5 separate regions of the Mus musculus genome follow, and regions 1, 2, 3 and 4 are each linked to region 5. The links are chromatin loops, found by intact Hi-C in ENCODE. Cell type or tissue: left cerebral cortex. All regions are shown on one strand. Links, peaks and the distances in the headings refer to the core of each region. The heading gives the core; the rest is flanking DNA. Region 1 overlaps Dpp9 (dipeptidylpeptidase 9). Region 2 overlaps Sema6b (sema domain, transmembrane domain (TM), and cytoplasmic domain, (semaphorin) 6B). Region 3 overlaps Sema6b (sema domain, transmembrane domain (TM), and cytoplasmic domain, (semaphorin) 6B). Region 4 holds the start of Mydgf (myeloid derived growth factor). Region 5 holds the start of Fem1a (fem 1 homolog a).

What was found. A loop is a pair of places that touch in the nucleus more often than their neighbours do. Peaks named below come from ENCODE experiments on the same cell type or tissue, not always from the same donor. Only the 100,000 strongest peaks of a DNase experiment are listed, where the experiment ranks them.
Region 1: a loop joins it to region 5, with 3 times the contacts of the local background. A loop is called at or near these places in 25 of 42 quality-filtered maps.
Region 2: it touches region 5 in a loop (4-fold over the local background); 27 of 42 quality-filtered maps call a loop at or near these places.
Region 3: it touches region 5 in a loop (9-fold over the local background); 27 of 42 quality-filtered maps call a loop at or near these places.
Region 4: a loop joins it to region 5, with 2.8 times the contacts of the local background. A loop is called at or near these places in 12 of 42 quality-filtered maps.

Annotation. Positions count from the first base shown.
Region 1 is chr17:56,198,897-56,203,896 of GRCm38, reverse strand. It overlaps Dpp9 (dipeptidylpeptidase 9), which reads left to right. Exons shown (of 21, transcript NM_172624.3): 9 at 995-1,056; 10 at 3,214-3,314; 11 at 4,464-4,641; 12 at 4,763-4,925. Among named protein-coding and RNA genes, the nearest start is that of Mydgf, 17 kb to the right of the region's middle. In left cerebral cortex, for the core only: CTCF peaks have their summits at 2,049 (motif pointing right) and 3,083 (motif pointing right); a DNase peak (open chromatin) is centred at 18.
Region 2 is chr17:56,121,996-56,128,384 of GRCm38, reverse strand. Sema6b (sema domain, transmembrane domain (TM), and cytoplasmic domain, (semaphorin) 6B) reads left to right here. Exons shown (of 17, transcript NM_001130456.1): 10 at 1-135; 11 at 776-907; 12 at 1,296-1,445; 13 at 1,753-1,935; 14 at 2,019-2,168; 15 at 2,791-2,868; 16 at 2,994-3,052; 17 at 3,468-5,300. The coding sequence ends at 4,384. Among named protein-coding and RNA genes, the nearest start is that of Lrg1, 3.2 kb to the right of the region's middle. In left cerebral cortex, for the core only: a CTCF peak has its summit at 3,203 (motif pointing left); a DNase peak (open chromatin) is centred at 3,160.
Region 3 is chr17:56,129,415-56,135,803 of GRCm38, reverse strand. Sema6b (sema domain, transmembrane domain (TM), and cytoplasmic domain, (semaphorin) 6B) reads left to right here. Exons shown (of 17, transcript NM_001130456.1): 2 at 2,936-3,088; 3 at 3,183-3,306; 4 at 4,001-4,061; 5 at 4,219-4,281; 6 at 4,590-4,691; 7 at 5,008-5,098; 8 at 5,712-5,831; 9 at 6,308-6,389. The coding sequence starts at 2,965. Among named protein-coding and RNA genes, the nearest start is that of Sema6b, 7.7 kb to the left of the region's middle. In left cerebral cortex, for the core only: CTCF peaks have their summits at 962 (motif pointing left), 2,886 (motif pointing left) and 3,763 (motif pointing left); DNase peaks (open chromatin) are centred at 1,017, 1,118, 2,904 and 3,752; H3K4me3 peaks cover 1,780 bases; H3K27ac peaks cover 1,945 bases.
Region 4 is chr17:56,180,739-56,187,127 of GRCm38, reverse strand. Mydgf (myeloid derived growth factor) reads left to right here and starts at 3,208. Exons shown (of 6, transcript NM_080837.2): 1 at 3,208-3,389; 2 at 4,413-4,463. The coding sequence starts at 3,237. It overlaps Dpp9 (dipeptidylpeptidase 9), which reads left to right. Exons shown (of 21, transcript NM_172624.3): 21 at 1-446. It also overlaps a transcript of Tnfaip8l1 not described here. In left cerebral cortex, for the core only: a CTCF peak has its summit at 3,261; DNase peaks (open chromatin) are centred at 1,133, 1,408, 1,611 and 3,168; H3K4me3 peaks cover 1,440 bases; H3K27ac peaks cover 2,136 bases.
Region 5 is chr17:56,252,296-56,258,684 of GRCm38, reverse strand. Fem1a (fem 1 homolog a) reads right to left here and starts at 1,892. Exons shown (of 1, transcript NM_010192.4): 1 at 1-1,892. The coding sequence starts at 1,776. In left cerebral cortex, for the core only: CTCF peaks have their summits at 2,516 and 2,716 (motif pointing right); DNase peaks (open chromatin) are centred at 1,990, 2,363, 2,664, 3,060 and 2 more places; H3K4me3 peaks cover 2,204 bases; H3K27ac peaks cover 2,738 bases.

The DNA.
Region 1 (5,000 bases), core at 1-5,000, 54 kb after region 5:
GGCTGAGGGAGGAGGCTTATGAGTTCAGGCCAGCCTAGGCTGCGTACTGAACACCTGTCAAAACAAAAAACAAGTGGTGGGATTGAAAGGGACTGGCTCTCTTGGCTGAGCCCTGTTTCTTTGTTAGAAGCCTTGAGGGAGCAGTAGCCCCTGCCAGCCTGGTTCAACCTCAGGCTTCCTGCCTGATAGATAACCTATGGGAGTCACTGACCTTGGACTAAGGCTTGGTGTGCAGAGCCCCAGGCTCCATGCACAGCACCACAAACTCGGTGTGGTAAGGGGCACTCACTCCTGTCACTGCCACAGGAGCCCAGAAGATCAGGAGCTGAAGGTCAGTCTCAGCTTTGTAGAAAGTTCCAGGCCAGCCTGGGCTGCTTGAGACCTTATCTCTAAAAAACAAATAAAAATACCAGACTGCCATTGCGGACACACAATGAGCCTCCCAAGACCCTCTTGTAGGACCTAGGCTGTCTATAGGACATCTGTGGGAATGATCCACATTTAGCCCATGCTTAACAAATGTGGAAGGTAAGAGTCGGGTGTCCCGTGGTACCCTGTGCTGGGCCCTGAGCTGTCTTCCAGATAACTCCCAGGATTTGTTTATAGCCACACCCCACCTCTTAGAAGTGTGGACTGTCCCAGTCTGTGGCCACTGCCTCCCAAGGGCCTGGCCTGGCTGAGTGTACTGATGTGTCCTGTTCCTGTCCCCACCTCCTTAGCTGCACAGAGGCAGGGACAGGGCCGTTTTCCTTATATGTTGCATTTTGTTCCTGTTCCAGCTCTTGTCATGACCTGGCCTGTGCCCCCAGGTGACAAAGTAACACACCTTATATCCCCTGTTAGGAATGTGGTCCAGGCCCTGGGTCAGATTATCCCTGCCCAAGAGGAGCCGTGCCACTTCCCCACACAGGTGCAGTTACACTGTCCCTGGCCAGGGCAGCCTCCGTAAGTGACAGCCTGGCAATCACCTGGCCTTCTCCCCTCCCCTCCACAGGCAGCAAGAACCCCAAGATTGCCCTGAAGCTGGCTGAGCTCCAGACGGACCATCAGGGCAAAGTAAGAGCCCAGTGTATGGGAGAGCTTGCACAAGGAATGACGGGGGCCGGGCGCAGCTAGCCTACTCTCTGGGACATGTGCGAGGTGCAACTAACTGGCCTCATCTGTTTCCTATGGTGGCCACAGTGACTCATGAGTGTGTCAGCTCAGAACACTGGGCTGACATAAGCCAGGCTCCAGGTCTCCTCCTGTTGGGCAGGGCGGTGTTCTGGATCCTTCTCTGTCCTCCTCCTTTGCGTTGCCCACTTAGAGGCACTGAGTAAGTAAGGCCTTGCAACTCAGAGTATGTGCCAAGCAGCAAGGGCAGCGTGGCCCCAAAAGGAGGTCTCTGGTGAGGGCATCCACCTGCCTCTGTAGGCCCATCCGCTACTCTGACTCACCTTCCCCAAGCCCGGTGAGAGCTGTTGACAGCATTCCGAAGTGCAAACCCCTCAGGTCACCAAGGATGTATGACACTGAAAGTCACTGAGGCAGCTCCTGGGCCCGAGGCTGTGTGGTGCTTGTTTTTGGGGACACCAGGCAGGCATTTTGTGCAGCTGCAGGAGTGTGGCCCCCCAGGGATTTAGTTATTGGGTTAATATACCGCGGGTGAAGGTCAGAGGACAGCCTGTGGGGGTCAGCTTTCTCCCTACACCTCGTGGGTTCTCACAGTCAGACGAGACCTGGGGACTCAGGTCATCAAGCTTGGTGCCAGGATCCTCTCACTGACTCCCTAGCAAGCTTTTGCAAAACCTTTGATAACGTGGACTCCATACCATTGTTATTTGCACTTTTTCCTTTATGCATATTAGGCCCTCACTCACCAAGACCTTTGTATAATCTTCAGAACATTCCAGCATTACCAGTGATGTGGGGATCACTATCAAGTGGTTTTTTTTTGGGGGGGGGTGGGGTGGGGAGGAGGGCAGCAGGGGAGTTCAAAGACTTTTTTTTTCCTTTTTTAAAAATGTATCTATGAGTGTAGTGCCCATAGAGGCCAGGAGAGGGCGTCGGAGCCATTGGACTGGAGTTACAGGCAGACATGGGCTACGCTGTGGGTGCTGGAAACTGAACTTGGGCCTGCTTGTGCAGTAAGAGCTCAGTCACTGCCCCATCCTGAGCTACACCCAAGCCTTCTCCACACACAGGCTCCTGAGCAGTTGTGGGCAGGTGACCTTGCCAGGGTTGCCACTATGACCCTGCCTGCCTTTCTCCCCTGTCATCTGCTTGCTCAGCTTGCCCTAGACCCCTTGACTCTCCAGGGGTGACTCAGGGCAGAAATAGGTGCTTCTAAAACCGTGTGTGTGTGTGTGTATGTGTGTGTGTGTGTCAGGGAATGCCATGTGCTGTTGGGGTATCATTGTTGTTGTCCCCCGCCCCTCCCCCACCCTCCCCGCAAGGAGCTGTCACTACAGCAGAGAGCTACAGAGATGCTGTCTGCAGTCATACAGATGCATGTTGGTAGGGCTGTCCCCCTCCGAGGGCTGAACAGGGTCTGTCCCAACAGCTCAGGTGACCACCTGTCCTGAGGTTCTAGTGGAGAGAGCGAGGGAGGGAGGGAGGGAGGGAGGGAGGTTGGGAGGGAGGGGGAGAGAGAGAAAGAGAGAGAGAGAGAGAGAGAAAGAATGAATATGTGTCTGTCTGTCTCATTGCATCTCTCTCTTGTATGATATGACTTGTTAGATTAGGATCCCCAATCCAGTGTGACTTCCACCTTACCTATTATACTTCAGAAAGCTGCCTGCCTGTTTTCCTGTCTGCCTGCTTCCTTCCTTCCTTCCTTCCTTCCTTCCTTCCTTCCTTCCTTCCTTCCTTCCTAGATTCATTTATTTTGATTGATTTATTTATTTATTTTGGGACAAGGTCTTTCTTTGAGTCTTAGAACTCACTATGTAGACCAGGCTGGCCTCAAACTCACAGAGTTGGACCTGCCTCTGCCTCCTCAGTGCTGAGATTAAAAGCATGAGACACCACACCTGGCTATTTATTTTAGTGTATGATTGTCCACTTATGCATGCACCATGTACATGCAGTGCTCATGAGGGCCAGAAGAGGGCGTTAGAGCTCCTGAAACTGGCATTCCCAACCCGTTAGACACTGTGCTGTGCATCGAACCATCAGTTGGTTGGAGATCAGTGAGGCTGTGGTGATGTGTGTGACATGGCCTTGTTTCTCTAGATCGTGTCAAGCTGCGAGAAGGAACTGGTACAGCCATTCAGCTCCCTTTTCCCCAAAGTGGAGTACATCGCCCGGGCTGGCTGGACACGGGACGGCAAATAGTGAGTTTCTTGGGAATGGGCAAGCATCTGCAGGCTACTTGGGGCCCCACCAGCGTGGAACTCAGTGCCGTGCAGCCATGACTTTCCCCTCAGGGTCCCCTCCAGCCCTAGCCAGCAGGAGACAAAGCGGGAGACTCAGGGGTCAGGTCAGTCTGACCAGAGTCATGAGGGTGGTCCAGGGTAGAAGAAAACACTAGGCCCAGACAGGATGAAGCCCTTGGGGTCCCCAGTGCTCCACAGTTGGGACAGAATGCAGAGACAAACAGCCTTCTTCACCACTTCCTCCTCATCTTTCCTCTTGCTGTGTAGCCCAGGCTGACCTAGAACTTGCTTTGAAGTCAAGGATAACCCCTTTTGCCTCTACCTCCCTACTCTTGGGATGACAGGTGCACAGCCATGTCAAAACTGTTTCAAAATAAAAAATTTAAAAGGCCTGGGTGCAGAGCTGTGGTGTAGCTTTACATGAGACCCCCGTGATCATGCCCAGCACCAGAATAGAATGGAATGGAATGGAATGGAATGGAATGGAATGGAATGGAATGGAATGGAATGGAATGGAATGGAATGGAATGGAATAGAATAGAATAGAATAGAATAGAATAGAATAGAATAGAATAGAATAGAATAGAATAGAATAGAATATTAGAATAAGCCGGGCAGTGGTGGCACACACCTTTAATCTCAGGACTTGGGAGGCAGAGGCAGGCAGATTTCTGAGTTTGATGACAGCCTGACCTACAGAGTGAGTTCTAGGACAGCCAGGGCAAAAGAATATTAGAATAGAATAGAATATTAGAATATTGTCCATCTTGTTAATGTTGGGCATGATGGCATGCAACTGTCATTTCAACACTGAAGTGGAGGCAAGGAAGGTCAAGAGTTCAAAGCCATCCTCAGCCATAAAAGACCCTACCTTTAAAAAAAAAAAAAAAACAAAACAAAACAAAAAACCAAAAACCCATCTGTACCATTTGAAAATGCTGTCCCAAACCTAAGTCATGTGGATTGTTTTCACTAGAGTTTCATTTAATCTGTCCAGAGATCATGTACCCTACCCTGGTTGGTCATGGGCTGACTCCAGCAAGGCTGGCCCCTGTGTCCCCTACCAGCAACTGAGGCCTCATGATGCCTCCTCTCTTGTTCTTCCAGTGCCTGGGCCATGTTCCTGGACCGTCCCCAGCAACGGCTTCAGCTTGTCCTCCTGCCCCCTGCTCTCTTCATCCCGGCCGTTGAGAGTGAGGCCCAGCGGCAGGCAGCTGCCAGAGCCGTCCCCAAGAATGTGCAGCCCTTTGTCATCTATGAAGAAGTCACCAATGTCTGGATCAACGTAAGCAGGAGTGCCAGGATGCCCCACTGTCCCCAGAGCCAGATCCCCAGTGTGACACTGGGCCGGGCTCAGGGGCTTGGCCAGCTGCAGAGTCCTCTGACCCGATCATCTGTCCCCACAGGTCCACGACATCTTCCACCCGTTTCCTCAGGCTGAGGGCCAGCAGGACTTTTGTTTCCTTCGTGCCAACGAATGCAAGACTGGCTTCTGCCACCTGTACAGGGTCACAGTGGAACTTAAAACCAAGGACTATGACTGGACGGAACCCCTCAGCCCTACAGAAGGTGAGAGAGCCTCAGTCGCATAGGAGGCTGCGGTAGGGAGGGAGGAAGGAGTGCCTGCACCCTGACCCACCCGGC
Region 2 (6,389 bases), core at 829-5,828, 130 kb after region 5:
CCTGAAGGCCCGGCTCAACTGCTCAGTGCCAGGGGATTCACACTTCTACTTCAACGTCCTGCAGGCTGTGACGGGCGTGGTGAGCCTGGGTGGTCGTCCGGTGATCCTCGCTGTCTTCTCAACTCCTAGCAACAGGTCAGCCCTTGCCATCAGGGGCCCACTGCGGGTGTTTGTTGGCCAGAATCCCAGTGTTCACACACTAGTCGGCAAATATTCTTTGCTGTCCTGTGTTGGGCAGCATTGGTCCCAGGAGACCTCTATGCCAATCTGGGGCCAAAGAATGAAAGAAACACTGGAGTCCTCTCACCCTACAGGACATGGCAGGAAAGGCTCCTGAAGGAGGGACATTGGGGTGTGGAAGGGGGAATAGTACATGAGAAGGGTCCAAGACTGTGCTAGTCAGAGGAAGGAGGCCTATGTGGCTGGTGTGGAGGGAGACAATGTGATCAAGGAATGTGTTAGAATTATGGAAGATTGCACAGTGGCACAGGGCCTAGACTTGGGTCTGAGAGCATGAGGGAGCCATGGACAAATGGGGATCAGCAAGCATGGCCTCTGGGCACTAAATATTCAGGAACTTACTAAATACTCAGTGAGAACTGAGAACGTGCAAAGACCCAGGGCAGAGGTCTAGGGAAGCCAGTCGCACAGTGGTCCAACCTGGGGATGTTCTGGAGGTGGAGTGGCTTGTGTTGCTCAGATGAGAGAAAGAGCAGGGAGACCCAGAGATGGTGCCACCCCCACCCAGCTCAGCACTGCCTCACCCCCTCCGCAGCATCCCCGGCTCAGCCGTCTGCGCCTTTGACATGAACCAAGTGGCTGCTGTGTTTGAAGGCCGCTTCCGGGAACAGAAGTCGCCTGAGTCGATCTGGACACCAGTGCCTGAAGACCAAGTGCCACGGCCCAGGTGACAGTGACTTCTGTCTTTACAGGGTCCTTACAGTAGCTGGTTTGGGGGAGGTCAGCTCAGTGTCGGGTCAGGAGACAATGGAGGGACACAAGTTTGTGAAGGAAGACACGAGGAAGCCATCATGAAGGGCCAGGCAGTCAATGCTCTTCATTTGTTGAGGGCAGAGGGCAAGTGTGGGCAAAGACCCTGGAGTAGAGGGCATGGCCTGTGTGAGGCCCAGGCAAATCAGATCAGAAAGTACAGAGGTCCCGAGGCTACAGTGAGTCAGATCATGGAAACCCTAAGAGTGGGGAGCCATTCAAACCGGGTCCCAAGATGCCCCAGAGAATCAGGGCCTCATTGTGGGGTCCTGGCATCCTCCCTGATGCTCCTCATCTTCCCCCAGGCCTGGGTGCTGCGCGGCACCTGGCATGCAGTACAACGCGTCCAGTGCCCTCCCTGACGAGATCCTCAACTTTGTAAAGACCCACCCACTGATGGATGAGGCAGTACCTTCCCTGGGTCACTCGCCGTGGATTGTGAGAACTCTGATGCGGTCAGTCCTGGGGAGGAGGGCATCCCAGTACTTCATGGTGGGGGGTAATGGGTCTCAACCAAGGGCCTTCATTTACTGTGGGATATGCTGGACGAAGATAGCTCCTGCAAAGAAGCAGGGACCACAGCCCTTGCAAAGGGCCTGAGGCAAGACACAGCATGACCTTTTCATGTCATGTACACCAGTGTATATCTGTTGGTGGGTACTTGTGTAGCTACTTCTGTACCCCACAGGTCAAGGGATGTGTGATACCTGGGCTAGGAGGCTTCAGGATTAACCTGACCTCCAAGTCCATCTTGTGTTCCAGGCACCAGCTGACCCGAGTGGCTGTGGATGTGGGTGCGGGTCCATGGGGCAATCAGACAATAGTCTTCCTTGGCTCCGAGGCTGGCACAGTCCTCAAATTTCTTGTGAAGCCCAACGCCAGTGTCTCAGGGACCACAGGGCCCAGCATCTTTTTGGAGGAGTTTGAGACCTACCGGCCAGACAGGTCTGAGGATAAGCAGGGAGGTGGGAGTGGCTGGCTGAACAGCAGGCTGGGCGCACCAGCCTCACTTCACCCTGTGTGCCTAGGTGTGGACGACCCAGCAGTGCTGGTGAGTGGGGGCAGCGACTTCTCAGCCTGGAGCTGGATGCAGCCTCAGGGGGCCTGCTGGCAGCCTTCCCCCGCTGTGTGGTTCGTGTTCCTGTTGCCCGTTGCCAGCTGTACTCGGGGTGCATGAAGTGAGTGCATCCCACAAGGCTGGTACAGGGGAGGGGGGACGGACAAAGGAAACAAGTTGTTGTCACGTGTTGTTGAAAAGCTTTGATTCACTGGAGGTAATTGAAGGCAGAAGTCACAGCTATGCAAAGGCCCTGGGGCAGGATGCAGCCTGTATTGGAGGAGCAATGGGGAGGCTGGGAGGCTGCTTCAGGAAGGATGGACTCTGTGGGCTCCCAGCCCAGCCTCGTAGCAATGCTTCAGAACTGAGCATCCATTTTCTCTTTTTTTTTCTTCCTTCCTTCCTTCCTTCCTTCCTTCCTTCCTTCCTTTCTCTTTTTGTTTGTTTGTTTTTATTGGGGGGGGGGGGTGTTCCGAGACAGGGTTTCTCTGTGTAGCCCTGGCTGTCCTGGAACTCACTTTGTAGACCAGGCTGGCCTCAAACTCAAAAATCTACCTGCCTCTGCCTCCCAAGTGCTGGGATTACAAGCATGCGCCACCACTGCCCAGCGAGCATCCATTTTCTTGTGTAAAAATCGGAGAGAAAGTATTCTGGGCCTTCAAGACTCACTCTGAGTCGGCCACAGCTGTGGTGTCTAGAAGCTACATGGCCCAGGTCCCCTGAGCAGCTGTGTTCTGTCCTAGGAACTGTATTGGCAGCCAGGATCCATACTGCGGGTGGGCCCCTGATGGCTCCTGCATCTTCCTCAGACCAGGAACTAGGTATGAGAGCTGGGGGCACGTGGGGCTTATCTAACAACCCATGGTCTGTGTTCCCTTCTCTGTGCCAGTCTGGGTATAGAGACCTCTGTGTTGAGTCTACTTCTGTCCCCTTCTTCCCACCCCAGTGCCACGTTTGAGCAAGATGTGTCCGGGGCCAGCACCTCTGGCTTAGGTGACTGCACTGGTAAGCTGAGAAAGGGAATCCTCTGTGTGCTGTGTGACACAAGCCAGAGACACTCAGTCCTGGAGATAGAGGGTGGACACTCAATCCTGGGGATGGAGGGAGACTTCCTTAGTTAGATGGAAGCCATGGAAAGCTGAGCTCACCCAGTGCTCACGGTCGCCCTCTGGTGGCTGCTGCAAGGAAGGGTGAAAATGAGATCCACCTAATAGAAAAAAAAAAAAAAAAAAAAAAAAAAAACACGCAAAAGGGTCATGGCATAGAGTCCTTGCCTAGAATTCCCTTGTGAGAGGCATGAGGCGTATCATGGACGGAACCCCGCCTAGAATAGAGCCTGGCTCAGTGCCTATCTAGCAGACTTTCAGACTGGTTTCCAAGGCGGAAATCGCACTGCCACTTTCTCCCCATCTGTCCCCAGGACTCTTGCGCGCCAGCCTCTCAGATGACCGCGCAGGGCTGGTGTCGGTGAACCTGCTAGTGACGTCCTCGGTGGCAGCGTTCGTGGTGGGTGCCGTGGTGTCCGGCTTCAGTGTAGGCTGGTTCGTGGGTCTCCGCGAGCGGCGGGAGCTGGCCCGGCGCAAGGACAAGGAGGCCATTCTGGCGCACGGCGGCAGCGAGGCAGTTCTGAGCGTGAGCCGACTAGGCGAGCGCAGGGGGACCGGGCCCGGGGGTCGTGGAGGAGCCGGCGGCGGTCCCGGAGGTCCCCCGGAGGCCCTGCTGGCCCCGCTTATGCAGAATGGCTGGACAAAGGCAGCGCTGCTGCATGGTGGCCCTCACGACCTGGACACGGGGCTGCTGCCCACCCCAGAGCAGACGCCTCTACCCCAGAAACGCCTGCCCACGCCACACCCACACGCCCACGCCCTGGGGTCTCGAGCCTGGGACCACAGCCACGCGCTGCTGTCGGCCTCAGCCTCCACCTCCTTGCTCCTACTGGCGCCCGCCCGCGCCTCTGAGCAGCCCCAGGTGCCAGCCGAGCCGGGCCCGGAATCTCGCCTCTGCGCCCCCAGATCCTGCCGGGCCTCTCACCCAGGCGACTTCCCGCTCACGCCCCACGCCAGCCCGGACCGCCGGCGGGTGGTGTCCGCACCCACGGGCCCCTTGGACCCTTCGGTGGGCGACGGCCTGCCCGGGCCATGGAGCCCACCTGCAACCAGCAGCCTGCGGAGGCCGGGTCCCCACGGGCCCCCCACAGCCGCCCTACGGCGCACACACACATTCAACAGCGGCGAGGCTCGGCCCGGGGGTCATCGTCCTCGCCGCCACCCACCCGCGGACTCTACACACTTGCTGCCCTGCGGGACGGGCGAGCGGACTGCACCCCCGGTACCCTAGGCCAGGCGGATGCCTCGACGGTGCCAACCACAGCGACCCGGGCGCCAGCCCAGGTCACCGAGCCCTACTGGCGCCGAGTGGGGCGCGTTTGTTCCTCACCCACGCGCGTGGGGATCCCCTCGCCACAGGGAAGCACAAGAACCCCCTCCATCCCGGAGGATGCAGGACACGAAGCCCCGGGGTGGGCGGGAGGAGGCTGACCTTTTACCTGCGCATAGACTTTGATTTTTGTTTATTTTGAGTTTTTTTTTTTTTCTAAGAAATTGCACAGCCCCATTCTTACTTGGGGTGGCGGCCGGGGTGGGGGTTGAGGACGTGGGGTGAGGGGAGGCAGCTGCAGACATGAGCCTTCCCGCCTCAACACATCCTCCGTAGAAGGGACCCCCTCCCTGCTCCTGGGTCCCTGCGTGTGTGGGTGTGTGTCCGTGTGCATGGCCTGTTTGTGTGCAAGGGCCCAGGACAGAAGTATGTGTGCGTGTGTGTGTGCGTATGCGTGTGAGACAGGGCCGCCGTGGGTGTGCGTGTGTGCGACTCAGAATGTGGGTGGTGGCGCCCTCAGAGACCCTGGCATTGGCTGAGCCAATGTTGGGCCTTCTGAAAAGAAGCCCAGGGGATGGGGCCTTCAAGGTGCCGGTTTGGAGTTCAAATCCTGCTCCTGCAGAGGGGACCTGGGGGTCCAGGCTGGGAGATGGGGGAACCTGCTTCTAAAGGGCTTGTGGGGGTTTTGGGAGGGTGGAGGTGGGCAGACGCCCCTGTAAATACAGCCCTGGGGTGGTCAGAGAGGCCCATGCCACCCGTCCCCACTTGTGACATCCCCTTCGACCACCAGCTGACCATGCATGCCACGTGGCCAGCTGAGTCCAGGACCCTCTCCAGCCCTATCCCCATCAATAAAACTCTGTTTACATCCACCGGCCCCCTTGACTCTGGGTCAGCTGTTTGTTGGGGGTGATTGGAAATACTTGGGAAGGAAATCCTGCTCTTAGTCACTCACAGGCAAATGGGGGATTGGCCTCTTAGAATCCCAGACTGAGAGGAGAGGTCATGTCAAGGGGTGACAACCTGGAAAACTTTAAGATGAGATGACAACAAGGAGGAACTAGCTGATTGCAGGGGAAACACTTCCTGTGCAAGCAAGAAGACCTGAGTTTGAATCCCTTAGTACTCACAGAAAAGGCCAGGTGTAATGGTACATGCCTGTAATTTTAGCACTTGGGAAGCAGACACAGGAAGGTCCCTGACCTCTTGCAAGTCAGCCTAGCCCAGTTAATGAGAGGTCCTGCCTCAGTAGACAATGTGGAGAACCATTGAGGAAGACACCCAGAATCAACCTGTAGCCTGTGCAAGTGTGTGTGCACATCACACATAGATACAGCCAAAGGTGTCCTCAAAGGCAAATTCATAGCCTTGAAATGCATTTTGCTGTTGTGGGTTTTGTTGTTGGACAGTCTCAGTATGTAGCCCAGTCTGATGTCAAAGTCGAAGTGATTCTCCAGCCTCCATACTCCAACCCTGTGCTATAATGAGATGACATGTGAGGTGTGTCTTCACAACAGACATATGCACCTACTGCACTTCAGGTAGATGGAATCACCAAAGAATCTCTTGACAATCAAGTTCAGCTGTGCAGGCAGGGAAACTGAGTCCCAGAGAACCTAAGCCAGACCTGCTTGGTTCCTTGTGGAAGACTTTACAATCAGAGCCAGGCATTGCTCCTTGTTCAGTAGGAAAGCTACTTGAGCATAAAAAGCAAACAACACATCAGGTGTTCAAGACCAGAGATTTTTTTTTTTCCAACACATTTCCTGTCACCTGCTCAAAGAGCAGCCACGTTCCTGCTCTTATTGCAAACTCAGTCCCTGGATCCTGGTGGGAGAGGACTCAGCCTAGGAGACATTGGGTAGAGCAATCCCCACCTCACCCTTAACTAGGAAGTAAAAGCTGCAGAAAGTCTGGGAAAGGGTGGGCAGGATGCCACAGTCACTGCCAGGAAGGGATGTAGCAA
Region 3 (6,389 bases), core at 622-5,621, 120 kb after region 5:
GGGGTCACAGGCCAGGTGAGGGAGGGGACGACCATGGAAAGCAAGACTGTGATTTGCTTGGTGTCTGTGGAATGGTGAGGAGGAGCCCTTACGCAGCACCTCAGCCCCCATGAAGCAAGAAGGACTGAAGTCAGATTCAAAGCAGAACTTGCCTAAAGAGGCCTGAGGATCCGGTTGAGGTCTGCCCTGGCCCTTGGGGCGCTGAGTGGCTAAAGAAGATTGTAGAATAACTATCAACTAGGGGTGTTCTGCCTCTCAGGGGATGGTTTTGACATTGGGGACATTTACAGTTATCACAGGAACCTGGCACGCAGTGCGTAGGAAGTGGCCATTTGCAGTCACAGGTCAGTCGCAGAGCTGTTAGGGTTTGCATGAGAACCGTAGGTACTGCTGTTCCATCCCACGTCCTGGGCCTCGGTTTCCCCACACAGCCAATGAATTGGGCTGTCTCCTGAGTCTCTGGAAGCCACTTGTGGTGGAGCGGGGTTCGCAGGCAGATGCTGGGGGTACACCCTGAGACAGGTGTCAACACAGGTGTGGGTGGCCCTCTCACAGCTGGGACATTTGCCTGGGGTGGAACACACACTTGGGAGCATGTAGGTGGTCTGACTTTCTGGGGACTCTCGGGGAGGGATTGGCCTGGGTGAGTAGACAGTGGGTGTGTGGCAGAGGACTGGAGGACACTGAGGTGGGTAGGGCTCAATGCTAAGTGTTGATCATTTATTCACATACAACAAGCGATTATTGAGCACCAAAGGTCTACCTGGCCCTAGGAGAGCCACGGACGCCTGCTTGCTGCCCCCCAGAGCATCAAGCTTGTGCAAAGGCCCTGGGGCGGGGCAGAGTGCTGTGGAAAGATTAGGGAGGGAGGCAAAGGACCGAAAGGGAGGAGGGAGGCTGGGGTAGAATGGCAGGGCTGAGGGCAAAGAGCGGACGCGGCGCTCGCAGGCGCCCCCTCGTGTCCACAGTGTGAGGGCAGGGAGGACATGGCGGCGGAGCCAGCCTGGGAGTTGATGGAGGAGAGAAGCCCACGGTTTTACTTCCATTTGCTGTGTGCTGGAGAACTTTGTGGTGGAGTCGAAAATGTGTCACACCTGTGGTGTGAACCTGCGGCTGTGGGGGGTTAGGCTGCGAGGAAGTTAGGCAGTGTGACAGGGAGGGGGCGTGACGGAGGCGTCCAGTGCGGTGCCATGGAAGGGCTTTGGCATGCAGGGATGCTGCAGCGTGTCTGAGACGGGTTAGAACCCCGAGTTCGATGGTGACGCTTGAAGACTCAGCGCGCCATAGCCAGGAGGGGTGGGGGCATGGCTGAGGATCAAGCGATCATGGAGGATGGAGTGCCAGCAGGAGGTGATTCAGGGCTCAGGGGTGGATCTCAGGAAGGTTGAGGTTAGCCTGATTTACATAGTAAGATTTTGTCTCAAAACATTCTATATTTATTATTCTACTTTATTTGTGGGAGGGGCAGAGGCTCTCGTTGAACCCAGAGTTCCTCAAAGCAGCTCCTGTGGTGGCTGAGTCTGGAGCTAGAGTCTGGACCTTGTCCCCGGAAGAAAAGTCAAAGAGTTGGGGGCGTGGCTTGTGGGTTGAGCCGCTCCCTTCCCCTCAAGTCCCCCCAGTGATGGACTGGGACCGTGGACAGGAGTGGAGCCCGACCTAGAATCCCCCCTCCCCCGCGCCCCCCCCCCCGTGATGGGCTGGGGGCGTGGTCTGGAGTGGAACCCTGCCTAGAATCCCCAATGAGGGTCTGGGGACTGTAGCATGGGGTTAGGATGGCCGCAGTGCAGAGGTCAGCCTCCTGGAATCTGGTGTCATGGGGCGGGTACAGGGGGACAGCACAGGGGAGGAGCCAGCTTAGGAAGCTCAGAAGGAAGTAGGCTCATGTCCCAGAACACACGTACTCTGAGTCACAAATCCTGGAAGCCAGGGTCAGGCAGAGGAAGCCGTGCAAGGTCTTCCTGTTTTTTGGCCCTGACCGTTAGAACAGGGGCTGATGTTAGCCTGGGGCTGATATTCCCTCCATCATCCCCACCCACTGTGGCTTCTGATCTCCAAGACACAAGGTCAGGGGTAGGCTGGGAGACATCTCTGCTGCCTGGATGGGGAAACTGAGGCCCAGAGTTTGTTGGAGATTGACGAAGCTTCTGAGAAACCCACGTGGGGTGTCTCGAATTGGACTGTACTCCTTTCTGGTAGGGAGACGCTGCCCTGCCCTGGGGCCCCTAGGTTTGGAGGGCTGGGTCCTGCATGTTTTCACACACCTCAGGATTCCTCACTTATGAATGAGAGCAGAAGGAAGTCGTCCAAGGGGACAGGAAGTCAAACCCACCAGCGACACTAAGGCCCCTGCACACTGCGATATTCTACGACTCCCATTGCTAATGATGTGGTGTATAAAATGCCAAGGGCTTTTAATTCTGCTATGTTTTCTTCTGCCTTTGAATTGGAAATACGGTCCCTCTTTGTGTATTGGTTCTAATTTTGTGGCCATTTGGTTTTATCGTGGGGTCTTGCTATGCAGACCAAGCTGTCCTGGAACTAGTGATGCTCCTGCCTCAGCCTCTCCAAGACTGGGATGACAGGCCTATGCCACAACGCCAGGTTCTAAGGCTTTTCGCGTTTTCATTTGAAGGGTTTTTTAAAAAATGCTTTTTGAGATTGGATTTTTAAACGCATGTTTTAAGATAATATCCATTATTGTAATTCTCGTGATTAATTTTTAATTACCTAATGCATTTTCAGTTGCAGCTATTTCCTGAGAATTTTACTCACATGTGGTCTTAAAGTCGCTTGTTAATTAAACAACGTCTGAGAGTAGTTATTATTATCAATGTTATTTTTATTCTGGGAGGGAGGAAGGGAGGGACTCGCGTGCCCCCTACCGGCTTATTATGAAACTGCAGGCCGCTCAACTCACCGCCCTCCTGGCTTGTAGGTGTCATCTGTGGTCATCCGGTCCTCACCATGTGGACCCCGCGAGTGCCCCCTCCACGCCCGGCCCTGTCGTTTTTCCTGCTGTTGCTCCTGGGGGTCACCTATGGCCTTTTCCCAGAAGAACCACCTCCACTCAGCGTGGCTCCCAGGGACTGTGAGTCTGGGGAGAGATGGGCAGGGGTGTGTCAGGGTCTCTGGTACACAGGATCTTGTTTCCAAATGAACCCTCCTTCCACTCCCTCCCTTAGACTTGAGCCACTATCCCGTGTTCGTGGGCAGCGGGCCTGGTCGTCTGACCGCTGCGGAGGGTGCTGAGGACCTCAACATCCAGAGAGTGCTACGTGTTAACAGGACACTGTTCATTGGGGACAGGTATGCAAATGTTGGGGGGCCCCAGAATAGCACACTTGAGGGGTCCATGATGGGCCTTGGCTGGAAAGTGTGACCCCATAGTGCTGAATGCTGAGTTTCCAGGTTATTCAACGCTGTTTTAAGGCTATTGAGCACTGAGTTTTAAAGGTACTGTTGGGTGGCGTTTGTTTGTTTGTTTGAGGTAGAATTTCTCTGTGTAGTTCTTGCTGTCCTGGAACTCACAGAGATCCCCCTGCCTCTACTCCTGAGTGCTGGGATTAAAGGCATGTGCCACCACTCCCCGGCTTAGGCCTGAGTTTTAAGGGTGTTGGATGCTGCGTGATGCATGCATAACTGTTAGGGACAATGTCTAGGGCACAATTTACTGGGCGTCTAGACAGAGTGATGGAGGGGAAGCCAAAAGAGAACTTGGTCTTGAACCCATAGAAGTGACTCAGTGCTCACATGCGCCCCCTGCTGGCGGTTTCTCAAGGCTGGGTCCGTGCTGAGGCCTGGCTGTATCTAAGCTGTGAAGTTAAAGGCTAGACATGGTGACAACATGCAGACTGAGAAAGGGGTGGGTGTGGGATAGATTTCAAAGGCAGAAATCACAATGCAGACCAGGAGTGATTGGGTGCCAGATGGACACTGTGATTGGACGAAGGTGGTAGGGTCCCCCCATCCCCCCAATCTCACGCACCATGCTCTCCTGCAGAGATAACCTGTACCAAGTAGAACTGGAGCCATCCACTTCCACGGAGCTGCGATATCAGAGGGTGAGGAAGAAGGACCATATGGGGGTGGAGGTGCAGGTGGGGGTGGGGCGGAGCTCTTCAAGGGGAGGTGGAATCCAGGGTGGACTTGGCTGGGAGGAGGGATCTGAAGGATGATGAGGGCTACACTCCCCTCACCACACTTTTTTTTTTTTGGTAGAAGCTGACCTGGCGCTCCAACCCCAGTGACATCGATGTGTGTCGAATGAAGGGCAAGCAAGAGGTTAGAGGGACCTGTCCTTGTCACCTATCCCTATCCTACCCTCCCTAGCCATGTTCCTAGCTGGGCCTTAGACTTCTCTGCAGCCTTGGGGTGATTCTTCCCACCTCAGAGGAGGAGCTCCAAGCCGTTATTGTTGTGTTCAAGGACAGGTGCCTCAGTTGCCACACCCAATCTCCCCAGGCCACACCCAACCTCCTTCATCCCACGGGAATAGCCTTGGGTCTGCTTTGCCTGAGCTCTCAGCCTGAGCCACAAGCCTAGGGGCCAGGCAACGCCCTCTGCACTTCCTTTCTTCTTCCCCACCCCAGGGTGAGTGTCGGAACTTTGTCAAGGTGCTCCTGCTTCGCGATGAGTCCACGCTGTTCGTGTGCGGCTCCAATGCGTTCAATCCCATCTGCGCCAATTACAGTGTGAGTCTCAGCCCTTCCTTCCAAGACCCAGGGATCTACCTCACCCTCCATGTCCCCAGAGTCTCCTCCCAGCCATGCACATCCCTGTGCTAGGTTTGCCAGGCTTGTCCCACATCTCTTGCGGGACTGACGACAATAGACTTGGGCCCATTTCACAGACCATGAAACTGAGGTCCAGAAAGGTTAATTGCCTGGCCAGAATCACACAGCAATGCAATGTGAAGCTAGGGTTCTGGCTGGAGTGGCGGACTGGGGAACCCCGGAGCTGCCAGGCAGAGTGAGGAGATGTATTGCTTAGATTCTGTCCTCCCTGCAGATGGACACACTGCAGCTTCTTGGTGACAGCATCAGCGGTATGGCCCGCTGCCCCTATGACCCCAAACATGCCAATGTCGCCCTCTTCTCAGGTGAGTGGTCTCTGCTGTTGACATGTCCACTCCCAAGAGAGCTAGTTTCCATTTCTAAAATTCTGGTCACTCAGAGGCATCTGGGAAATGGGCAGAATCTAAGAGGACCTGGTCAGGGTCAGGGTCAGGATGGTGGCTAGTCTGAGCTGGAGGAAGAAATTTAGCCTGGGATCAAGGTTCAACTGGATTTAGTCTCATCCTGTATGAGGACTCAGCCTGGGATTCAGGCTCATTCAGTTGTAGGATCAGGATAGGATCCAGGCTCAGCTTCTCGACAGTCCTCACTAGGCTGAGGTTCTAATTTTTGCTCCTACCCCCTCTGGTCTTTCTATTATGATTGTTGTGGTTGTTGTTGTTGTTGTCGTCGTTGTCGTCTGGACCTTCTCTTATTGTTGCTGTTGTTATGATTTTCTGAGACAGGGTTTCTCTGTGTAGCCCTAACTGTCCAGGAACTCACTCTGTAGACCAGGCTAGCCTCAAACTCACAGAGATCCACCACCTTTGCCTCTTGAGTGCCGGGATTCGGGCTTGTGCTACGATGCCTGGCTTCTCTCTCGGCCTTCCCAGTCTAATCCCAATCTGCTTGCCTCACACCCTACCCCGCAATGTCCAGATGGGATGCTCTTCACAGCCACGGTGACTGACTTCCTAGCCATCGACGCTGTTATCTACCGCAGCCTTGGGGACCGGCCCACACTGCGCACAGTAAAGCACGACTCCAAGTGGTTTAAAGGTGAGGCTCCTGTAGGGGTGACATTTACCTGACACCCCAGCAAAAATAAGAGTCCCAGAGATCAGGAAAGAAGAGGCTGGGACCTTGTTTTTGGAATCTCCTGGTCCTTTTAAAGATGAAACTAGGTGGAAGACTTTGGTGTAAAGTGGAGCCTGCTGGTAGCGGGTGGCTGCACAACCTGAAGTAGGACAGGACAAGAAACTGTGGAGCTGAACTCTCCACCAAATAGGGAGGAATTTCGCAGAATGGCAGATTGCATGGCAGTGGTGGACATGATTTTTTTTTTTTAACTTATGACCCCACTCACCCCTCCCCCCCCAAAAAAAACCAAACTGGGCTCAGTTCATTTTGGCTAAGTGACCACTCTAAGTCTCTTCCTAATAAAAAGCACAGCTCACAGTCTGCTCTGTTGACATTCAGAGCCCCAGAGACCCCTTCATGATGAGTAAGGCTATATCCCAACCTTCTCTCAACAGAGCCGTACTTTGTGCATGCAGTGGAGTGGGGAAGCCACGTCTATTTCTTCTTCCGGGAGATCGCCATGGAGTTTAACTACCT
Region 4 (6,389 bases), core at 203-5,202, 71 kb after region 5:
CACCTGCTGCCCCTGCAGAGTCATGTGTGTTTGTGGTGGGCATTTTAAATAATTATTTAAAAGACAGGAAGTAAGCGGTACCGAGCAATGAAACTGAAGGTACAGCACTGGGCGTCTGGGGACCCCACGCTCTCCCAACGCCCAGACTATGTGGAGCTGCCAAGCCCCTGTCTGGGCACCTCTGCCCTGCCTGTCTGCTGCCCGGATCCTCCTCACTTAGCACCTAGGGGTGTCAGGGTCGGGAGTAGGACCTGTCCTGACCTCAGGGTTATATATAGCCCTTCCCCACTCCCTCCTACGAGAGTTCTGGCATAAAGAAGTAAAAAAGAAAAAGAAAAAAACAAACAAAAAAACCAAACCACCTCTACATATTATGGAAAGAAAATATTTTTGTCAATTCTTATTCTTTTATAATTATGTGGTATGTAGACTCATTAAACAATTCCAAATGAAAGTGGTGCCGCAGTGAGGCTCCTTCTCAAGTGGTGTTGGCTGGAGGACAGAGGGACTGCAGGGGGCTCTGTGGGCCCTTGGGGTGTCAGGTGGGGACTGGGGACAGGTGATGGGAGGATGGGGTGGGTACAGTGCTCAGGTGGGCTGCAGCCCAGCACTTGGGAGGCAGAACCAGGTATCTCTCTGTGAGTTCGAGACCAGCTTTGTCTACAGAGAATTTCATGACAGCCAGGGCCACACAGAGAACACTGCCTTAAAAATCAATAATATTATAGAAAACAATTATTAAAGATTAAAAACTTCCTTGTAAGAAATCTCACGTGGGTAAGCCGCTCTTTCCTGCCGGGTTCTGTCCCAGCCCTGAGAAGCACACAGATGGCCTCTGTGGTTAGTGAAATAGCCCATTCCTTCTTATTCCAAAGGCGTGTAGGAAACAGAAGTGGGGCTCATGAGGTGGCTCAGCAAGTTAAAACGCTTGCTGCCAAGCCTGACAACCCATCTGGGCTAGAGAAAACTGGCCCTACAAGCTGCCCTCTGACCTCCACACGGAGGAAATACTAGAAAAGATCAACTGACAGTGAAAGAAGAGGATGGGAAGTGACCAAGAGAGCAAGCGGGCGGTGTGAGTGCTTGGATGGAAGCCCAGGGACAACATAGCTCTGAAGTGGGACAGTGTCCCTGCGGAAGGGCATTCTGGGACACTCGGGCCCAGGAACCACATAGCTCTGAGAGGAAGCCTCCTCAGCAGAGGTAATGGGGCTCTTCGGGGAAGAAGGTATTCCCCCGCTGAGCTGTGGCACTCAGGGGCCTCGCCCCATCTCTGCTTTTTCATTGCCTCTTTTCTTCTTGGCTTCTGAGGAGAGAGTCACACCAGGCAGAAAATATCATGAAAGAAATTTATTGAGGAGTTCAGGGACAGCTGCCCTTTGTCTCCCAGGAGCAGACAGCTGGGAATTGGGCCGAGGGGGCAGTGCTTGGATTTCTGAGAGGGGCAGAGATGTCCAGGTTGAGGATTGGTGGAATTTCCAGTGCTGAGCTCAGGGGAGGCTCAGTGATTGGTGGGCTTTTTTTTTTTTTTTTTTTTTTAATGGGAATCTCAAGGGACTAGTGGGTTTTCCTGCTCAGCGATTGGTGGCTTTTTTTTTTCCCACCCCCTTTCCCTGCATCAGGCCCATGGCTAAGGGTGGAAAGTCCTTTCTGGCTGCAGCCAGCTTTTGCTGAAGCGACATCTCTGTGGGACTGCTGGGGGTGGGGTAGGCTGGGGAGGAGATGAGCCACTGTGGACAGCTCCTGTGAGGGCTGCAGGCTGAGATGTCACTGGTGCTGCCACTTTTGACAGCACTTGTGGGACACTTTACTGCAGCAGCCCATAGGCTGGGGTGGAAAGGAGGACCCCGCCACTACTCTGATGGCTTTTGTGGTGCACCGCTCAGGGACTACAGGAGGACTGGGATGGGGCAGGCTAAGGTGGCATCAGCAGCCATTTGAGAGGAAATGAGGTACTTGTAACTAGATAGAGGATCACTTAGCCGTAGAGTCTAATTTTAAGATACTTATTTTCTGTTGTGCAAGGCTGCTTGCCCCAATTCACATGTAGTGAGAACAGCTTTTAGGAGTCAGTTCTACCACCATCTAGTGACCAGGGCTGAAGTCATGGCTGCAAGCCCTTTACTCACTATTCCATCTCGCTGGCCAGTGGAAAGATGGGAAAATTATTCAGCAGCAGAGGGCTGGCCAGGCATGCTCTAGGTCCGGTAACAGCATAGCAACACCTGTGACCTATAGGAAGCTGCAAAACCGGAAGAATTCACTTTTAAAGTATTGCTATTATTATATTATTTTCATGTCTGTCTGTGTACCACATGCATACCTGGTACCTGCAGAGGCCAGAAGAAGACATCGGATCTCTTGGAAATGGAGTTAAAGTTGTAAAGCACCATGTGGGTGCTGGGCTTCAAATCTTGGTCCTCTATAGAACAGCCAGTGCTCTTAATTGCTGAGCCATCACCGCAGCCCTCACAATAAAATATTTTTGAAAAATATGCCGGGAAGTGGTGTCGCACACCTTTAATCCCAGCACTTGGGAGGCAGAGGGAGGTGGATTTCTGAGTTTGAGGCCAACCTAGTCTACAGAGTGAGTTCCAGGACAGCCAGGGCTACAGAGACCCCCCACCAAAAAAAACACAAAAAACAAACCTTAATACACACACACACACACACACACACACACACACACACACACACACACACACACATATATGTAAAATATGTTACAAAACAAAAAACAATCAACAGGTGGTGGTGGAGGCCTACGCCTTAATCTCAGCACTCAGGTGGCAGAGTCAGGCAGATCTCTGAGTTCCCGGCTAGCCTGGAGAGATTTCCAGGACCTTGTCTCGTCAAAACCAAAAAAATAGGACAAATAAAAGTGAAATAAACCATATTTATTAACAAATGGATAATCTAACAAAATTAAACACTGTCAACCCCCATGTTGTCCTGAAGTGAGTCCGGGAGCCCATTTAAGTGAGATATAAAAATATCCGGGGGGGAGGCAAAAGTTACCTGCAAACTCCAACCCAAACAAGCGCCAAGACGAAGTCGCCCTCCAGGCATCCGCGAGCGTCAATCAGAGGCGCTGTAGTGCATCACGTGCCAAGTCGAGTCCCGCCCCACCATGGCAGCCAAATCGGGCGGGGCGACGTTGTCACCGTTCGGCGCTGACGTGTCCCGCGCGTGTCACTCCACGTTCGCGAGCGCCTGCGCATTGCCCCGGAAGCAAGATGGCAGCCCCCAGCGGAGGCTTCTGGACTGCGGTGGTCCTGGCGGCCGCAGCGCTGAAATTGGCCGCCGCTGTGTCCGAGCCCACCACCGTGCCATTTGACGTGAGGCCCGGAGGGGTCGTGCATTCGTTCTCCCAGGACGTAGGACCCGGGGTACGTGCTAAGCCTCCTGCCCGGGAATCGATGCCTATGGACTTCCGATCAGGTGGTCCTGGAGACCGGGTGGAGTGGCAGAGGCAGGGTTACCTGAAGAAGGGACCTGGCTGCCTCGTCTGTCTTCTGTCAGTCACTCCCTACCTGCAAGGCGACTTCCCCTTGCCCATCTCATTGTAGAAAAGGGAATACTGGTTGATAAGAGCAGCGGATCTAGGGGACTGGCTATACAGGTCGCACGTGGGTTACTCACTGAACCCGGACTAGAGCGGGAGCACCCCCCAAGCCTTACACGAGTCCATCACCTCTCCTTTCAGCGAGCCAGCAGTCAGCCTAGCCTCTGCCCGCCCCAGCTTGGCTTCTGGGACAGCGGTGTCCCTAGTGACCATTTCTTGAGACCATTACTATAGTCCTGTGCTTTCTGGCAGGTTTGTGTTGTGGGCAGGAAGCAGTACAAGCTTGTATCTAACAGGAGCCCCGAGTACTGACCTCATAGGTGATGTTCTAGGGATGATTGCTGAAGGCCATTTGACCTTCCTAGGAAATCACAGTGATTTGAGCAAAGTTCTGAGCTCCTGAGAGGAGAGAGATCTGGTGGCCTCTGGAGGGTGTACTGAGGGATGGAACCTAGAGTCTCACATCGGCAGAGCCAGGGTTCTGCCCCGCCCTAGGCAGGGGCTCCACCCCTGAGCCACATCCCTAGCTCCTCATTAGGGGATTCTAGGTGGGACTCCACCCCTGAGTCACCCTCCCAACCCCTCACTGCTGGATTCTGGACAGGCTCAACCCTTGACCTTCTGGGCAGGGGCTGATGTATATCTCAGTCCTTTTTGATCTGTTTTACATCGGGACAGCACCTTGCTAAGTCACCCAGGCTAGCTTATGTCCCAGTTCCCAGTTCTGCGTCAGCCTCCTGGATACCAGAGATGATGTGCATACAGGACCATGCCCAGTATGCTAGGGTCTTGGTTCTGAGTATTGAGATCTTTGCTCTTCAGCCTCCTTTTATTTCTCCTTCTACAGAACAAGTTTACATGTACATTCACCTACGCTTCCCAAGGAGGGACCAACGAGGTAAGTTCCTCAGGGTGTCACACGACTGGTGTCAAGGGAAAGTGGCCAGACTCCCGAGGCTCTAAAGTCCCAGTCCCTTGAGCCTGAAGGACTTCTAGTTGCCTTGGCTTCCGCCTAATGGAATCAGCAGCCCACAGTGCTGATCCCTGACTCTTAGTCTATGTGTAATCAGTGAGCCACCAGAGCCTGGGACAGTCCTCAGGGCAGCCCGTAAGCTGGCAAGAGGGCCGATACCTCAGCAGCACCCAGGGCATCGAGGTGAACTGTTATGAGGTTAGCTGCCTGTCCCACACACAAGTTAGTTCATTCAGTGGAAATACTGGTGTATCCAGAACCTTGGACATGCATGTTCTGAGCAGAGCTTTCCATAGGAGCAATGAGTGGAAGTGTCTTAGTGTCCACGGATGGGCAGGGGTACACAGCACCTCAACAGTTGGAATATCACACACCCGTGAACAAGAGCGTTGCGTATGGCATGGAGAGGGTTAACAGCCCTGCTCGTGGCATCGAATGAATGAGTTTATTATGTACATAGCAAGTAAGGAAAAGAAATGGAGAGGCTACAGACAGCAAAACCATCTTCAGTTAAGTACTCAATGAGCAGAAACCAGCATGCAGTGACCACAGAGGCCCAAAGTGGGCATCGGATCTCCTGGAACTGGAGTTACAGTTGTGAGCCACCATGTGGTTGCTGGGAATCAAAGTCAGGTCCTCTGCAAGAGCAGCCAGTGCTATAACCACCGAGCCATCTCTGCCGATCCTTGGTTAGTGAATAAGAAGAAACCATCTGAGGAAGCAAGATGGCAGTCAGCTGGAGAGCCCATGGGCAAGCCCCTAGGACCTAGCTCCCAGCCTATCCTCTCCCCTCTAGGCAGGGTTTTTAAGCACGTGTATGTAGTTGGATGTGTGGGTGTATGCGCGTGTGTTTGGCTCTCTGATGTTAGAGGAGCTTGGGTTATTGAGTGGTTGTGAGCTGTCCTGTGGGTGCTGGGGACTGAGCCTGGGTATTCTACTTAGACTCAGTACTGCTGTGATGAGTCACCATAACCGAAGCAGGCTGGGTGGAGGGTGTGGATTCAGGCTGCACCTCCATATCACTGGCATCATAGAAGGAACTCAAGCAGGGCAGGAACCTGGAGGCAGGAGCTGATGCAGAGGCCCATGAGGGTGCTGCTTACTGGCTTACTCCTCATGGCTTGCTTAGGCTGCTCTCTTAGAGAACCCAGAGCCACCAGCTCAGAGAGGGCTCCACCAACAGTGGGCTAGGCTGATCACTAATTAAGAAAATGTCCTGGAGGCTGGTGGAAAGTCTGATTTTATGGAGGTGTTTTCTCAACTAAGGACTCCTCCTCTCCTGTGACTCTAGCTTGAGATGAAACTGTCCAGGACGAGCAGCACCTGTTCCCCGAACCTCTCTCCAGCAGTCTGTAGTTAGCTCCTGGAGTGGCTTATGCCTGCAGTTGTCGTTGCTGCCCATTACCAGGCTGGGCCATCCCTCCCTCCAAGACCATGGAGAGAGTGCCTTGAGATCCCACTTCCAGAACCAGTTTCCCAGTGAGCTCAAGGAGAGTGTGACAGTGACGATTTCTATTACAAGGAGAGCGGCACTGACACCACCCAAGTCTAGAGGGACCTCAAGGATGCTACTCAGTGAGAGACAGAGACACAAGTCACGCTGTGGGATTCCATTACATGAAGTATCCAGGACAGGAGCCCTGAGATAGAAAGTGGATGCGCTGGGCCAGAGAGAGGCTTGAGGGAAGGCTCAGCATGGGGCTGCCTTTTGGACTGATGGAATGTTCTAGATGCAAGGTAGTCATGGCTGCACTGTGGACTTCACACGGTGTGTGCTTTAATGGGAATGATCCAGGGGATGGACATTTTCTACTTTATTCTGTGAGAGGTTTTAGGGTTTGGCTGTGCCAG
Region 5 (6,389 bases), core at 838-5,837:
CATGTGGGCCCCAGCTTCGATGAGAGCATCCATGATGGCCGGGCAATTATTCTGGGCAGCGATGTGCAGTGGGGTGTTGTTGTCGAAATCCCTGCTGTCAGGGTCTGCTCCGCAGTCCAACAGCACCTTGACCACCTGCAGCGATGGGAAGACGCCCACACGATACCGGCCCACGTTGGTGGTCTCCTTGTCCACCGCCATGTGTAGTGGGGTGAAGCCGTTTTTACCGCGAGGGGCACACTTGAGCAGGCGGTAGACTGTCTGGTGCTTGAGGTGTTCCTGGCTGGGGGTGCACTCCACCTTCTCCAATAGGTACAGAAGGTGGAGGATGATGGCAATGGCTTTGGTGAACTGTGCGGAGTCACCCGGTTCCTTGGGCAACTGCAGAGCCCGCTCCACTTCCCGAACCCCTTTGCTGAGCACACCCATGAGGTCGGCAAAGCCAAGCTGCATGCCCAGGTTGCCCTTGGCCGAGCGGTCCTGCAGCACGTAGGAGAAGAGCTCTGCAAACGACAGGAAGCTGCTGGCGGTCATGGGGCTCAGGGGCTCCAAGTTGTTTTGTTGCATGTCCAAGGCATACTTCCACAGACGGATACAGCGCTCGAAATTCCCGGAGTCCGCATAGACAGCACCCCGGTACCGTATGTAGTATGAAGTGTCAGGATGTGAGGGGCCCAAGATTCTCTCCCGTATCAGCAGCGCCTGCATCCGCATTTCATCAGGATCTGTAATGAGGGCTTCCAACTCTTGGGGTGTAGTCACCTCCCTGGAATAGTCATAGGCCAGAACCAGTTGCTGGGGCTCCGGCTTAGGGAGGTAGCCTCCACCCTGGTGACGGAGTTCCATCGCCCTTCTCCAGTGCTTCAGGGCTCCAAGCAGATCCCTTTTCTTATCCACGTAGGTGGCACCCAGCAGCTCCAAAGCTTCCACAGCTGCTTCCCGGCTGGTAGGGCAGCAGCTCTCATACGGTTCTGCTTCTTCTGGGGTGGAGCAGTGGTTTCCTGCCACCTGGGAGGAGCCTTCCCCGGGAAGCTCTGTCCCTGAGAGCTGCTCGTGGCCCGGCTGTTCCTGGATGAGGTACTCCACGATGTTGGTGTGCCCGGTGACGCTGGCGGCCAGCAGCGGGGTCATGCCATAGCCGTCGCGCTCCATGCGCGCGTGGCAGCCCAGCAGCAGCTGTAGGATCTCCAGGCTGCCAGATTCTGCACAGTCGTGCAGGGCGGTGTTGCCCTTGGCGCTGCGCCGGTTCACCTGTGCGCCGCGCTCCAGCAGGTAGCGCGCGATCTCGCGGTGGCCCTTGTAGCAGGAGATCATAAGGCACGTGTGGCCGTGGCGATTGGCCACCTCCAGGTCCGCCTTGTGCTCGCCCACCAGGTAGCGTACCACGTCCAGGTGGCCGTCGAAGCAGGCGGCGCGCAGCGGCGTGGAGTTGGTGCGCGTGGTGCGGTTGACCGAGGCGCCTCGGCGCAGAAGGCTACGCACCACGGCCAGGTGACCCGCGGCCGACGCTGCCCAGAGCGGCGGCGCGCCCTCGATGGTCTCGCCATCGAAGTGCACGGAGCCGCTCGCCTCCACGCTGGCGCCGCAGTGGTCCACCAGATACTCCACCACGTCTAGGTGTCCACGGCGCGCTGCGATTAGCAGTGGCGTGCCACCGCCGGCCACCTCACCCAGCAGCTCCTCCAGCTCCTCACGCCCACGGCCGGCCAGCAGCTTCTGCAGCAGCGGCAGCTTGCCGTCGTGCGCCGCATTGTACACCGCTGTGTGCAGATCCATGCTGGAAGCCTCGCTGCTGGATCTAGCCGGGCCGCCGGTCGCCAGAGACAACCTTCACCTTCTCCCGGGCTGTCATCTTAGCGGGTCTCCGGGAGGAATAAAATGGCCGCCGCGAAGGGGCGAGGACAGAGTGTGCACAGGCATGCTGGGAAATGGAGTCCTATGAGCGATCGCCCGCCGAATGATACTGGAATCAGAAAAGCGAAAAAACTACATTTCCCGAAAGGGATAGGGGGGAACCGGTGACAGGACGGCAATTTCCGCCAAGCAAGGCCAATGGTTAGTGCGATCCTTGGGAAATGTGGTGACATACTTCCTGGTATTGACTCTAAGGCGGAGATTGCCGGCAGCATGTTCTCACTCAGTTCCCAAAAGGACGTCTCTCAAAAGGGTCTCAGTTTTCAATTCCTACCATGCAAGTCTATAAAGTTGTATGTGACCCTGAGTATTTGATGACATACTTCCGGTTACTGTCACTGACACAGACTCTAGACAGGGCAAGAAGTCCGAGCTTTAGCTCGAAGAATACTGGGCGAGGTACCATTGAAAGACTACAGTTCCCATCATGGAAATACACCATGTTTTGAGGGGCTCTGAGCAGCTTGGCCAGGTGATAATGTGCATTCTGTCATTCATGTCAGAATCCACAGGAAAACATGAAGTGGGGGAAAAAGGAATTCGCTTCCCACAGCGCCGTGGGGCACCCGCGAGACGAAATGTAAATAAAAAGCCTCCCTTCGTATCGGGCAAGGCTCGGCGGCCCTTGCGGACGACCCAGGGTAGCGTGGTGCTGTACTTCCGGTTTTCGAGGTCGCGCAGGCAGGAAATGAATGGGCCTCCGCCTCCTTTGCGGACTACATTTCCCAGCGGGCAACAAAGGCAACTCCCAGCCAATCCGGAGCGAGGTGGAAGGCGAAGGGCTTCTACGAAAGGCTTGCTGACCAGCAGGGGGCGCGCGCCGAGTGTAAGATCTTGAGCTGGCAGCGCACCCCAACTCGCCTTTAGCTATTTGCAGAAATGTTAGGCAGTCTCGATTTTCACGTTAGCTTTTCTTTTTCTTTCTTTCTTCTTTTTTTAAGGAGCCACATGCGGGGCTAGAGAGATGGCTCAGTGGTCAAGAGCACTGACTACTTATCCAAAGGACTCTGGTTCAATTCCCAGCACCCACATGGTAGCTCCCAACTGGTCTGTAATTCCAGTTCAAGGGATCTTACACTAATGCACATAAAATAAAATTAAATAAATAAAAAATTTAAAGGCCACATGCTTTCCCTCCATCCGCCAAGGCCAGCAGAGGGCGTCGGGATCTTTGCCGCTGGAGTTACTGGTGGTGTGCGCATCCCTATGGTTGAGAGTCACAGCTGAACCACTGCTCCAGTTCCTCAAGGTCTTTTTAAAGATCAGTTTGAGGTAGGATTTCATGTAGCTCCGGTTGATGTCAATTCCCGGGACCCTCGTGATGGAAGATGAAAACTGATTCCCAAGGGCTGTCCTCTGACATCCATACATGTTCTGTAGCACATGGACACACACAGAGAATAAGAAAAATAAATGTAGTTTAAATTTGTATTATTGTGTGTGCACACACACACCGCAGCACAGGCACAGAGATCTGAGGACAACCCTTGGGAGTCATCCTCTTCCACCGTGTGTGCGTCCTGGGGCTCAAACTCAGGTCATCAGATTTGGCAGCAAGCACCTTTGCTTGCCTAACCACCTCACTAGTTGTTTTTCTTTGTTTTCAATATGATTTGTCTTTCTGTACTCCCTCAGGCCTGCAGTGAGTCAGCTCCAAGGAGACTGGGGGGGGGGGGGGCTGTGCTGGTGGCCACTCCAGCTCCTGTCTGCACCTTGTGTCTATCCATACCTCAGCCTGTCTCTGCTCTGCATAGCTCCTCTTCAGCTTCTGACATTTGCTTGTCTTGCACAGGCTGCTTGCCCCTGGCACCCCACTGCGTGTGAATAGCCATAAGCCACCTCGGAACCCCTGACCAGCAACTCTCATGTAGAGCCACAGCTGAGCCTCTGGCACGCACTAGCCATGCAAGAGACTCAGACAATTAGAGCTTCACCAGGGCTCTCCCACTAGGTGCATATCTCCAGGCTGTGGTGGCACAGGTGCATGCCTTTAATCCCAAAACCCAGGAGGCAGAGGCAGTTGGATCTCTGAGTTCGAGGCCAGCCTGGTCTAGAGAGTGAGTTTCAGGAAAGCCAGGGCTACACAGAGAAACTGTCTCAAAAAAAAAACAACTATATATTTATTATTGTTTATTTATATTGGTTTATGTACACATATACATGTGTATATATTTAATATTTTTAAAGATTTATTTATTTATTATATGTAATACACTGTAGCTGCCTTCAGACACTCCAGAAGAGGGCGTCAGATCTTGTTACGAATGGTTGTGAGCCACCATGTGGTGGCTGGGATTTGAACTCAGGACCTTTGGAAGAGCAGTCGGTGCTCTTAACCGCTGAGCCATCTCTCCAGACCCTTAATATTTTAATACGTATGTTCTTAAGCACCCAGAAAGTAGAAAAGGTGGTAGCACAGATCCCAGAGTTGCCAAGCCCAGGCTGGGAGGACCTGCTCATTCTCTAAACAGTTGCTGATGGGGTTTGGGGAGGAAAGGAGCTTAGAAGCTGGGCGGCGGCAGCCAGGACCAGGCTCCAGGAGGAAAGTGGGGAGGCCCATGGAACGGTACACCAATATGCAATTCATATCTTCCCGGTCAATCACAGACCAACGGCTTCAACACTGAGCGGTTCTCCTGGTGTTGAAGATGGACCCCAGGGCCTCTGCCGATGCTTGGCATGTGCTCTCCACTGAGCCACCTGGACACATTATGTAATCGTAAAAAAAGATTTTATTTTTATTTATATGGGTGTCAGTGCAGGTACCTTTATAGGCCAAAGGGGGGTGGGCATCAAGTTCCCTGGAAGTGGAATTACAGAGGGTTAAGCCGCCATGTGGGTGCTGAAGCTAAAGTTTATCATCCTCAAGAGCAGAACAGGCTCTAAGTGCTCATCCATCTCTTCTACCCTGGAATATGCCATTTTAAAACACATCTTCGTCTGTGAGCACACACATGTACTTGCATGCAAGGCCAGAGGTTGTTAGGGCTCTGCCCATCCCTCTTCCACCTTAGTTATTAAAGTAAGCTCTCTCAATCAAATTTAGAGCACAGAGACAAGTCTGGGCTCAGCATCCAGTCTCTGCCATCCATGGCAGGTGCATTCCCACAGCCACTCAGAGTCACAGTTAGCCATGATTTCTTTTTTCTTTTAAATATATTTTTTATTAGGTATTTTCCTCATTTACATTTCCAAAGCTATCCCAAAAGTCCCCCATACCCCCACCCCCAGCCATGATTTCTTAATGAGCACCTTGCCTGGTCCTCTAAAGGTTCTTTCTTATATTGCTTCCAAGTTTGCATATGCATATGCATATGCATGTGCGTGTGTGTGCATGCTGGAGTCAGAGGGCAGCTTGGGAAAAATCCACTTTCTCTTTCTACCATGTGTGTCTGTGGGTCCTAGGAATCAGTCTTGGATCTCACTATACAGCTCAAGCTAGCCTCTAATTCATCCATCATTCCCTTGTGTTCTCTGTGCACACAGATCCTGGGCCCCTTCTTCTCTAGGGAAAGATCCCAGTGCTGAGAGCCCCACAGGTCCCAGTCAGTGGCCTCTTGGCTCCTTCAAATACAGCTGGATTTAAACACTTTTGCATTTAGATGTTTTCTTTTTCTTTTCTTTCTTTTTTCTTTTTCTTTCTTTTTTTTTTTTGTTTTTTGTTTTTTTTTGTTTTTTTGTTTTTTGTTCTTGTTTTTTTTGAGACAGGGTTCTTCTGTATTGCCCTGGCTGTCCTGAAACTCACTCTGTAGACCAGGCTGGCCTGAACTCAGAAATCCGCCTGCCTCTGCCTCCCAAGTGCTGGGATTAAAGGCGTGCACCACCACTGCCCGGATCTTTTCTTTTTTCTAAAGATGTGTTTATTTTTATGAGTACAATGTAGCTGTCTTCAGACATACCAGAAGTAGGCATCAGATCTCATTACAGATGGTTGTGAGCCACCATGTGGTTGCTGGGAATTGAACTCAGGACCTCTGGAAGAACAACTAGTGCTCTTAATCACTGAGCCATCTCTCCAGCTCCTAAATGTTTTTTTTTTTTTTAGACTGTGTCCATCTTGCCATGGTTCTGCACACCTGTCATCCCATCAATGGGGTGCATGGGAGGGATGAGGCTGGAACATGATGAGCAGCTTAGCCTGGGATACAGCAAGACTGTCTCAAATTTTAAAATTGTGTCTGGGTTTGTGAGAGGGCTTCGGGGCCAGCATGGCTTACAGAGTAAATTCTAGGACATCCAGGGATACACGAGAAACCCTGTCTTGATCCCCAACCCCCAAAAACTACGTTGAATCTGGACTGATATACCTCCCCCCTTCACTTTTGTTTTTCTTCTTCTTCTTTTTGTTTTAGACAGGATGTCACTATGTAGCCCTGGATGGCTGTTAACTCACAGAGAGCCACCTGCTTCTGCCTCCAGAATGCTGGGGTTAAAGATTGTAGCACCAGGACTGCAGATACATTCTCTGCCTTTAT